3 separate regions of the Homo sapiens genome follow, and all the other regions are linked to region 1. The links are chromatin contacts, found by Hi-C in ENCODE. All regions are on one chromosome and are shown on one strand. The core of a region is the stretch at or near the end of the contact, and the rest is flanking DNA. Distances in the headings are between cores, read along the strand shown.

The links. A loop is a pair of places that touch in the nucleus more often than their neighbours do. Pooled maps may share reads with other maps.
Region 2: a map of B cell shows a loop between it and region 1 (5-fold over the local background). The contact joins the promoter of LINC01675 here to the promoter of FAM78B in region 1. A Hi-C loop is called at or near these places in 2 of 168 maps with a recorded cell type or tissue (B cell and naive thymus-derived CD4-positive, alpha-beta T cell), 24 of 37 single-sample maps with no recorded cell type and 13 of 50 pooled maps.
Region 3: a map with no recorded cell type shows a loop between it and region 1 (4-fold over the local background). The contact joins the enhancer-like site here to the promoter of FAM78B in region 1. A Hi-C loop is called at or near these places in 7 of 37 single-sample maps with no recorded cell type and 4 of 50 pooled maps.

The regions. Positions count from the first base shown.
Region 1 is chr1:166,165,379-166,168,826 of GRCh38, forward strand. It overlaps FAM78B (family with sequence similarity 78 member B), which reads right to left and starts at 1,623. Exons shown (of 2, transcript NM_001017961.5): 1 at 608-1,623. The coding sequence starts at 870. It overlaps LOC112268276 (a long non-coding RNA gene), which reads left to right and starts at 499. Exons shown (of 3, transcript XR_002958633.2): 1 at 499-676. RefSeq lists enhancers at 490-1,392, 564-733, 834-883 and silencers at 1,274-1,333, 1,374-1,863.
Region 2 is chr1:166,488,117-166,491,564 of GRCh38, forward strand. LINC01675 (long intergenic non-protein coding RNA 1675) reads right to left here and starts at 1,923. Exons shown (of 3, transcript NR_146890.1): 1 at 1,745-1,923. RefSeq lists an enhancer at 1,926-2,095.
Region 3 is chr1:165,873,486-165,876,933 of GRCh38, forward strand. The region is part of intron 1 of UCK2 (uridine-cytidine kinase 2); the gene reads left to right. Among named protein-coding and RNA genes, the nearest start is that of MIR3658, 33 kb to the right of the region's middle. Within about 2 kb of position 1,835, at least 2 of the 41 ENCODE cell types and tissues checked have a DNase peak (open chromatin) inside an H3K27ac peak, as active enhancers do.

The DNA.
Region 1 (3,448 bases), core at 373-2,872:
GCGGAAACAGAGAGGCAACTGTGTCCGGCTTGTGGTTCCAGACGGAAACGCCTCCGGGCTCCCTGGCCCGGGGGACAAGGGTTCGAAACTTCAACAGTCGCGAGGGCAAGGACAGAACTACCAACTCCCGCTCGGATGCCCGGGACCTGCTCTTCCAAGCCCGCTCCGGTTTCTCCAAAGGACGCGCGGCACAGCCCATGCGCCCCCGGCACTCCACTCCACTCCTCTATGGTTTCCCCCAAACTCTTCCCGGGGAGCCCCACAAAGCACAGACGGCGCCCTGAAACTCGCCAGGCACTCGCCAGCCATCCCCACCTCCGCCTCTCGAACCCTCCTTGTCGCGTTCTTCCCGCCCCGCACCTTTCTCCTCGCGTTTCTGGGAAGTCAGAAGCAAACCACGAGAAAATGCCTTCGCAAGGAGCCTCCCTACACCCGCCCTGTCACTGAAACAAAAGCGTAGGGAGGAGGGAGGTGGGAGAGGAGGCGGGAGGAAGGTTTAGAAAGACGATGGGGACAGCAGTAGGAAGGAGCTGGGGAGGGGGGTCAAGGTGGCAAGCAGAGCTGGGGGCCCAGAGTCCGCTCCCGTGCCGCGCGGCGAGTCGCTTACATGCCCAGGTCGCTGTAGGTGTTGAAGAACTCCATCTGATTGCACGCCTGAATCCAGCCCACCACCCAGGTCTCGTGGCGGGGGATGGGGGGCATGACCACGCGGGCGGAGGCTTTGAAGTAGGGGGTCTTGTAGCGCAGGACGATGGGCGAGGTCTCCTCGATGCGCGTGGGGCACTGGTCGATGGTGGCGCACACATCGTACACCACGATGTTCTCGCGCCGGATCCGCGCCTTGCAGGTGATGCTTTGGATACAGCCCATCCTGCAGCCCGGTGCCGGCACGGCGCGGCGTGGGGCAGCGCGGGGGCCCGCGCGGGCAGCCGGGGGCGCCCGTCACGCCGGCATGGCGACGCGCCGCTCGCTCCCGGTCAGACTCAGCTCGCACCTAGGAGCGGGGAGCCGCCGGGCATCCTTGGGGAAGCCCCCTCCTCTTGCAGCCGCGCGGGGTCCCCGCTGCCCCGACGTCCGCCCACGCCCGCCCCCTCGCTCCGGCAGGGCGCGCGGAGGGTGCACTCCTAGGAGGCGGCGGGTGCCCTCGCCGGCTCCAGCGCCCGGGCGGAGGGCAGGGAGGGGAGCGGCGCTGCGAGGAATGGTGCCCACCCCGGGCCGGAGCCCCCCGCCCCTCGCCGGAGAGGAGGAGGCGGCAGCGGCGGCGGCATGGAGCCGGGGGAGGGCGGCGGTGGCAGCGCCCGGTCTGTCTGCCTCCGCGGCGGCAGCAGCAGCAGCCGCCGCCGCCGCCGCCGCTGCATGAACCTCTGCACCACGGCTGCCCCCCGCGTGCAGCGCACCCAGCGGCGGGCGAGCGGGCGGCCCAAGAGGCAGGCGGAGGCAGCAGCGGCGGCGGCGGCGACCGGAGCTCCCGCCGGCCCCGCCCCGTAGCCGGACCACACCGACACTCCTCGGCCCGGCTGCCTCGGCCCGGGGGGCGCCAGGAGGCTGTGGCCCGGGGTGGAGAGCCCCAACGGCTGGAGCAGCACAGGACGTGCTCCGCGGAGGAAACTGGCTGTACGCCATGAGTTTTGTCCCTATTCGGCTGCCGTCCGGGTGGGGGGGGGGTAATGTGTAAGGGTGGGGGTGTTTAAAGGGCCGCTAGCGCCGGGGTGGGGCCCCGCACGTGGGGCTGAGGCGGGGCGGGGCCCTGGTAGGTGGTGCCCTGGGGTGGGGGTGGGGGACTAGGGCGGGCCCAAGCGCCACCGGGTGGGTGAGGCCGAGCAGGGCGCGGCGCTGTCCAGAGTCCAGTGGGGAACCCGGTAGCCCAGTAGGGGCTGTAGAGTGAGTGTTTCGGGCAGCAGAAGGGTTAGGGGAACAGCTTTATCAGAGATTGGTCGTTATTCAGAATATAGCTTGTTGGATTAGATTTAGGCTTGAGCCCTTTTAGTATCCTACCTTCAGAAAGGGTGAAGGGCGGGCTCCAGCAGCGTTACTAAATGCAGTGTATTTGCCTCTTTGCCTGACTGGGTTTGTTCTGGAAGCTCTTCTTTCCACCACTGTGTGTAGTGGGGATACCGGAAGAATCCCTCCGTACTCCAGCACTAAGTCTCTCATATGCCAGAGTTTTGGCAGACATTGGGCATTGTGTACAGTATGACCACGGTCATGTGTCTGATACTGCAGTCTAATGTGCCAAACAGGAAGAATATTTAGCAGATGCTTTTACTAGGCATCTTCTTACATTTTTATTTTCAAAGCCAATAGCTTCTAAGTATTTCTTCTGCGATCATTGAACATTTGCTGGATCTGCTGCCCAAGTGTGAAATACTGACTAACAGGCCGCAGGAGGTGCTAGAGTTAGTCTTTAGCTAGGACAGGTGTGACGAGTAATTTAAAAATTGATTGAGATCTAAAAGCACTCTTCATCCTTGTTTTAACTGTTCTGACACCTTGGTTCACTTTATAGTTAACAAAAAAGCAGTTTTTCCCTTTGATGACTCGTCTCTCTCATTTTACCGTGTAGCCACAGACCTCAATCACTGGTCCTTTCATTCAGCAAAGGCTGACTGCCTGCCTGGCAGGAGCCAAACATAGTGCTAGGTACTAGGGATTCAAAGTTGAAAAAGAGCACATGGATCACTGGAGAAAATAAACCTGTTAACAAGTTATTATAGTAAACTGTGACACCTGCTTTAGTGGGGTTGTGTATCCAGTGCCGTGGAAGGCCAGACATGTAAATCTCTGGCCACATGTAAATCCCTCAGTGGTCAGAGAGCCACTCAGTGGCTCTCTGGCCACTGAGAGATTTACGTGTGACTTTGCTCAAGTAGTGACATTTAAATTGAATACTGACAGACTGTAGAGTCTCACTGAAAAGAGAAAGGTGAATGAGTAGTACAGGACCAGCATTTGGCAAATGCAAAATGCATAGAGATATGAAAGAACTCATCCTGTACTGAGGGGGAGAAACAACTCACAGTCAAGGCATTTCTCAAGGTGTTATGTGTCGACCATGGGCATCAGAATCACTGTCCAAGAATCAATTGGTTGTTGATAGACCATATCTTTTTTCTTTTTAAAATTAAGACTACAGACTTTATTTTGATTTTACTAGTTTTTCCACTAATGTCTTTTTTTCTCTAGAATCTAATCCAAGATATGATGTTGCATTTAGTCATTACATCTCCTTATTCTTCTCAATCTGTGACAGCTTCTCAGTCTTTCTCTGTTTTTCATGACCTTGACATTTTTAAAGAGGACTGGTCAGATATTCTGTAGAATTGTTCCTCATTTGCATTTATCTGATGTTTCCTCATGATTAGACCAGGGTTTTGGATTTGGGGGATGAATACCATGAAGATGAAGTGCCTTCTCATTGCATTATGTCAGGGGTACATGATAGCAATAT
Region 2 (3,448 bases), core at 673-3,172, 320 kb after region 1:
CATCTGTGTTTGCCCCAGGAGATGCATCAGATCACACTAGACTCTTTAGAGACACCTACAGAGCAATGTCAGCCACCTTCTCCCAGTGTTTTACTATTTGCCATTTAAGGACAGCATCAGGAAATGGAAATCTGTTTATGCAGCAAGATAGGTCTGTGAAGGTAGATAATTGACTGACTCAGGCCCTTAAATATATAATTCGAGAAATAAATCTTCTGCAAATGGAGGGTGTTCCGAAGGCTTTGTATGTTTCAGAAGGGATGGGCAATGTTTAATTTGTTGTCTTCCATTTCTCATGTCCTCCCCTTGCCTCAAGTTAGCTTCCTGGGAAATTCTCCAAACATCAGTCAGAAGCTGTCCTAAGGTGGCCCTTGGGTGAGCAGGGTAGAGAGTGCTTCAGCCAGCAATCTTTTTTGCTTGCTCACTCAGGTAGGCATCAAGCCAGAAAGACAGGTTGACCCCAACTGTAATGAGCTAAGCCTTTTGTAGAAGCCTCATCTTCTCTGTATGTTTTGTAGCAGAGATGGGCTAGCGTTTTGCCACTACTACAAATACTACAGCCACAAAACCAGAACTCTGATACCAGAAAACTGCTAAAATCAATAGCCTTCTTTATTATAGAGGGTCAGCTTCTGGATTTCCTGTGCATTATGCAGCCATGAGTGAAGCCCAGCCCCATCCTCTTCCAACTTCCCCACCATCTCCCACCGGCACCCAACATACACTCAAGGCTCTGGCCTCCATAGGACAACAGTGACCACCTTGTTGAAGTATATGAGCTGCCTTTCTTCACTTACCTTCTCCCCCGTGGAAATTCTTATTTTATTCAACCGTATATCCTCAGGGCTCAGACCAGGGATTGGCCCATTGAATATGCTCAATTATTGCTTATAGAATTGATGAATGGATAAAGAACATTTAAAAGGGAGAGAGATAGAGAGTAAATCCCAGAGACAGTGCAGGGACAAGAGGTTTAGAGAATTAAAGAATACTAAAGTAAGAATGTTTATGGAGACTACTTAGTTTAACCCATTATTTATACACATAAGAGAACTGAAGCCCAGAGAGATAAAGAGATTTGTCCAAGAATATTCATATGGTCAGCAGTTGTTTACATTTGAAGGGAGTAAATGTAAATCATTTAGGTCTTAAGCCAATTCTTTCCCCCTTCCCTCCCTGTAACCACTGTTTCTCAATGAAGGATGAAGGTCCATAGAATTAATAATTTCATCTATACCACTAATATTTATTGAGCCTATATCATGTGCCAGGCCCTGTTCTAGGATCTAGGAATAGGGAAATACACAAAACCAACAAAAGCCCTTATGTTTCTGGAGCTTACAGATTCTGGCGAAAGAGGTTTATATAAAGTAAAATAGACAATTATATAGTTAGAAGAGATTGTGACATGGGAAAGAAAAGGGCGTAATAAGAAAGAGGAAGAGCAGGGGGCCAGAAAGGGACTTGGAAAGTGGCATTTGAGAAAGAGCAAAGACTTGAAGGTAGAGAGGGTGCATTGGCACTATTTAGGGGAAGGATGCCTAGGTCCAGGGAAAAGCAAGGGCAAAAGCCCTGAGTCAGGAGTGTGCCTGGCATGTCTGAGGTGTGGCATGTTCAGTGTGTGCAAGGGGAAGAAGTGAAGGGTGAGGTCATTGAGAGAGAGAGAGAGAGAGAGCAAGAGAGAGCTAGAGAGCCAGTTAAACTGTGAAGCTCCTCGTGGGCCACTGTAAGCAGCCTGACTTACTCTGTGAGATGAGAAGCCACTGGGAGGCTTTGAGCAGATGAGTGACTTATGAGTTCAGCAGGTAACTCTGACTGCTATGTTTTGAAGAGATTATAGGTGGAAATAAGACGAGAAGTCTTCTCCCAATGGAAGGTCTTTTCTCGATCGAAGGGTTCCTGGTCTCACGGGCTTCCAGGAATGAAGCCGTGGGCCGCAGTGGCGAGTGTTACAGCTAGATTAGAGAAACCCGCGGACCCAAAGAGGGTGCGGTGGCAAGATTTATTAGAGCAAAAGCGAAAGTAAAATGAAAGCAAAAGTAAAGCTTCCACGTGGTGGAAGGGGACCTGGAAGGGCTGCCGTTTTTTTGCTTCTGTCTTATGCTTATGTCCCCTTATGACCCCTCGTCTTTTCCTTTTTCTGTCCTACATAACTAGCTTATTTTCAATCCGCTTGTGGGTTGACGGGCCTGATTGGTTAAAAACATCAGGCTGCAGCTAGAGCTTAAACTCCCTATATGATTGGTTGAGGTTTCAATCCCTTAGCTTGCAGCTGTGACTCATTTTGGCTTAGGGGAAAGTCCCCTTAGGGAAGTTCCTATTGGCCCAGGAAGTCCAGCCAACTTAGCCACTTAGTCCCTCACAAAGGGTGAAAGCAATAGGCCCAGTAATGAGACTGTTGTGCTAATTCAGGAGAGAGAAGATGGGGCTTGGGCAGGGTGGTGGCAGTGGGGGTTGAGAAGTGGTCAGATGCCGCATATTTGTGGAACAGCTGGGAAGATTTGCCGATAGACTGGATGTGAGATATGAGAGAAACAGGAATTAAGGATAATTCCAAGGCTTTGGCCTGAGCAGCTGTTAGGAATTGAGACTGGAGACAGTTCCTCCCTTGGGAGGGAAGATCAGGAGCTCCGTTTTGACTGTTAAGTTTGAAATAACACATTTAAAGGTCTAGTATATAAATCCATATACATGGCAGAGAACTGGACGAGAGTTATTAGTGTAGATGTCGTCAGCATAGGAAAGATCTTAAAGCCTGGTTTAAGACTGGTTACTATCACCAAGGGGTGAGAAGAAGGCCAAAGGGCTTAGCAGTGGGGCTCTCCAACATTTAGAGACTGGGAAATGCAGAACCAAGGAGAGTGAGAACAAACAGACAAGGAGGTAAGAGAGTCAGGAAAATGTGGTGTCCTGGAAGTGCGCAAAGAAAGTACGCCAAGGGGAGCCATTTACCAATGGTGTGAGACAAACATTGCTGATAGGAAAAAAAAAAAAGAGGATGGCTGGGATCTGGGTGTAGACTTAGCAGTGAGGATGTTCTTGATGCTCTTGACAAGAGTCATTTATGTGGAGAAGGGAGAACAAAAGCCTACTGAATACAATGGTGAGAGAAGGAGAGAATTAGAGACAACTATGAGCACCAGCAGTTATTTCAAGGAGTTTAGCTAAAACAGGAGCAGAGAAATTGGGAGGTGAGTTGATCAGAAAACAATGGAGGTCAAAAAATGTATTTAGCTTTTTGTTTTTGATGAGAGAAATAAAAGCATGTTTGTCTACTGATGGAAATGATCCAGTAGAAAATAGAAGGTTTTGGATGTGCCTGTAAGTAAAAATGTGAGAGTGACAGTCTTTTCATTCAATAAAATCCAATTCAATTCGACTCAATTCAATTCAACTCACTTCAATTCAATTTCAACAAATATTTATTGAGAATTTACCCTTGGCAAAG
Region 3 (3,448 bases), core at 585-3,084, 290 kb before region 1:
TACGTTCATTTTTTAATAATGAGAAAAAGTGAAGCTTCCCATTTCTGTGTGATTCTTTATATCTTCCTGACCTTCTCTTTTTTCACTTCTTGCAGTGTGAAAACCCTTTCTCCCGTTGGGCTGTCGTAGTTCATCATCAGTAAAACCTCCATATTCTCAACCCTTTCTTTTGAGTGTCCTTTACCTTTTCTGTCAAAAACTTGCTCTTTCCTGATTTCCCTGTTTTTCCTGCCAAGCCTCAGGAGAAGCTTTTCCCACATGCTGCTTATCTTTGGGCCTTAGTGCCGAGACGTGGGGGGTGGTGCTTCCTTCTTACTTCCTATTTCTTTCAAACCATTCTCCCTCCCTCCCTCCTGCCTAAAACACCAGCTTTGGATCTCACATCACCAGAGCCACTCACTACTCCTGAGCTATTTCTCTGTGATTTTATCTCCTACCTTATTGTCTCTTTCTTTCCAGTATCACTGCTTCCTTTAGTTCTTGGCAATTTCAGTGTAAACATAGGTAATGACTTTAGCCATTGTCTCCCTCTACCTTAGACCTTATCATTACCAGTAATTGCAGTCCTCCATAACCTTAATTTCATGCATCCCATCCTCTGAGGACAACCTTCTATTTTATGAATTTACTTCTCTACTACTTTTATTTTAAAAACAAAAGAGACAGGGGTAGATGGGAACTTGATGCTGCCCTCATAAGCACTGATTCTCTGGGCTCCACAATCACCTGGGCCATTTCCTGGGCCACCCAGCCTGCTTCTTGAGGGAATGCTTTGTGATTTGATTGTTTATAGATGTTATGCTAGACCCCTGTTGACTCCAATAGGGATGACACCATGTTTGAGAGACTGAAGAAAAGACCCGGAGGTATCAAATGAGACATAGGGTTTATTTGGGGGACTCACGTACAGAGCCGTCCAGTGGCAGCGGGCTTGGCAGGAAGCATGCTGCTACCTTTTGTAAAAAACATGTAGCTCATATAGCATTTTCATTTAGCATCCTCCCCCTGGCAGCCTCCCAAAACAAAGGTCTCCATCCCCTGCGTTAAAAGGGATAGGGCAGGGATTTGGATGTCTTTAATAGACAAAGACTGAATCTCCAGGTTGGCCACTCTCAGATTTCTTAGCCTGGAACTCCAAACCAACACTCTTCTCATTCTTAGGATATGCTTCAGTTATGGCTATCAGGTGCCTCTGCCATAAAACAGGAAGATTTTTTTTTTAACGTAAGAATTCCTTTTCTTCCATCTATAGGTTGTTAAAATGGAAGATTTGTTTTACCGAGGACATGAAAGGCATTGCAGTTGCTTGGGCATTCTAGAAGAGGGTGCTGTCCTTTGCCCTGGTGTTTTCTTAGGTGGCTGTGGCAGGAACACTAACTCTTAAGGAAATGGATGCTTTTTCTTTCCTGGTACATAATGTATGAACACTAGTGTGTTGTTTTCATTGTGTAGTGTGGTTTAATAGTATGATAATGTAGTTTTGTGCCGTTTTATAGACGTGAAGAAAATAAAACTAATGGGCATGAATTGATGAAGTTTTCAACTGAGTTACCAAAAAAAAAAAAAAAAAGCTTCCTAATGGACTTTCCTGGAAAGATTTGTCTAAATGAAAATTTGGTGGATCTTAAAGAAGAGAATAATTTTTATTGAACATATAGTTTGTGCTAGCCACTATCTTAGGCATGTAGCTTATTAACACTTATGGCCCATTTGTGGAACAGGTATGGTTACCTGCAGTTTAAAACAAGGATGCCAGTGTTCTAAGAGGTTGAGTTGCCCGAGATATCACTGGTATGTTAGAGTCAGGAATCAAGCCAGGTCCTGTGTGCCCTGCCCAGCCTGACTTTAAAGGACTATGTAGGGAAACTCTCTGAAACCACATTTTTCCTTTACTCTCACACCACAACAGTTAACACGGAAGACTTCTGTGACCGATTGTGGTGAGAGAGGGGGGATTTCCTCACACAGCAAGGCACAGACACCAGTTGAGTGTCCTCCAATTTACTTGCTACACTATTTACCTGGAGATAGTGTCAAATCCCACAGGTTGGAAACTCAAGTCTCTAAAACTGCCCCTGCCCCCTGCAGACATGCAAACCTGAGCCTCTGGAACTTCTGATTGATTGACTTCAAGTCGAGGTTCCCATAACCCCCTCTTAGGGTTTGATTAATTTGCTGGAGTGGCTCACAGAACTCAGGGAAACACTTATGTTTACTGGTTTATTATAAAGGATATTTTGCAAAGGACACAGATGAAGAGACGCACAGGGCAAGGCATGGGGAAAGAGGTGCGGAGTTTCCAACCCCTCCCTTGTGTGCCACCCTCCAGGAACCTCCAGGTGTTCAGCTATCCGGAAACTCCCTGTACCCAGCTTTCTTGGGTTTTTTGGAAACGTTCCTTCCTACAGTGCTTAGCCCTCTCAGGGGAGGGTTTGAGACCCACAATCTGAAAGGTGGGGAAAGATTAGATTCCTGCCTCGGGCCAGGTGAAAGGAAGGCAGGAAAGAGATTCTGTTTCCTGACCCAACATTATCACAAAAGACTGTAACAAGGGCTGTGGGAGTTATGGACCAGGAACCTGGTTGAAAACCATTATAAATCATAACACCACAAGGACCTATATTTTGCTTTTTAGGACATTGTAGTAGGTGGGTAGTTTTCATCCTCTTGCTTTTTAAAATCTATCTTGCCCAGAAGTTTATTGGGCATTTCTATGGAAACACAACACCTCTCTTAAATGGCAGTTTCACACATCTGCAGCCTAGTAATTGCTACTCATTTTGAAGACCCTGAAGCACACCACTGGATCTGGAAGTGACATCTTCGTCACCAAGGAAACAGTAGATTAAGTCCTGTGCTCAGTATAGTTTTACTTCTGAGTATTTAGTAAGTATGATAAATTATTAACCAGGATATTTGATTAGGTAGACATGCCTATATTCCAGATAGCAACAGTTTACCATTAGAGCAAACAGAAAACACCAGGAAAAATTCTGCAGGACAAGTTTGTAAAATGCAATGATACATCTTTATGACATATATCCTCTGTAAGGAGATAAAAACAATGTATGTACAGGAGTGTACATAAATAAAAGTTGAAGAAAGTACATCCTCTGTGATTTAAAAAAAGAAATTCAATATACCCATTAAAAAAGTGACAGGTGTATTAGTTTTCTATGGCTATAGTAACAAATTACTACAATCTTGATGACTTAAAATGACAGATTCATTCTCTTATAGTGCTGGAGGCTGTAAGACTGAAATTTAGGTGTGGGCAGTGTTGGCCTCTTCTGGAAGATCTGAAGGAGACCCATGCCTCCGTCCTGTCTCCCAGCTTCTGCTGCCATTTCTTGTATCACCCCAGTCTCTACTTTCACCTTTATATGGCTTTCCCTCATGTCTCCGTGTCTTCACCTTTTCTGTTTCTTAGAAGGACACATGTCATGGG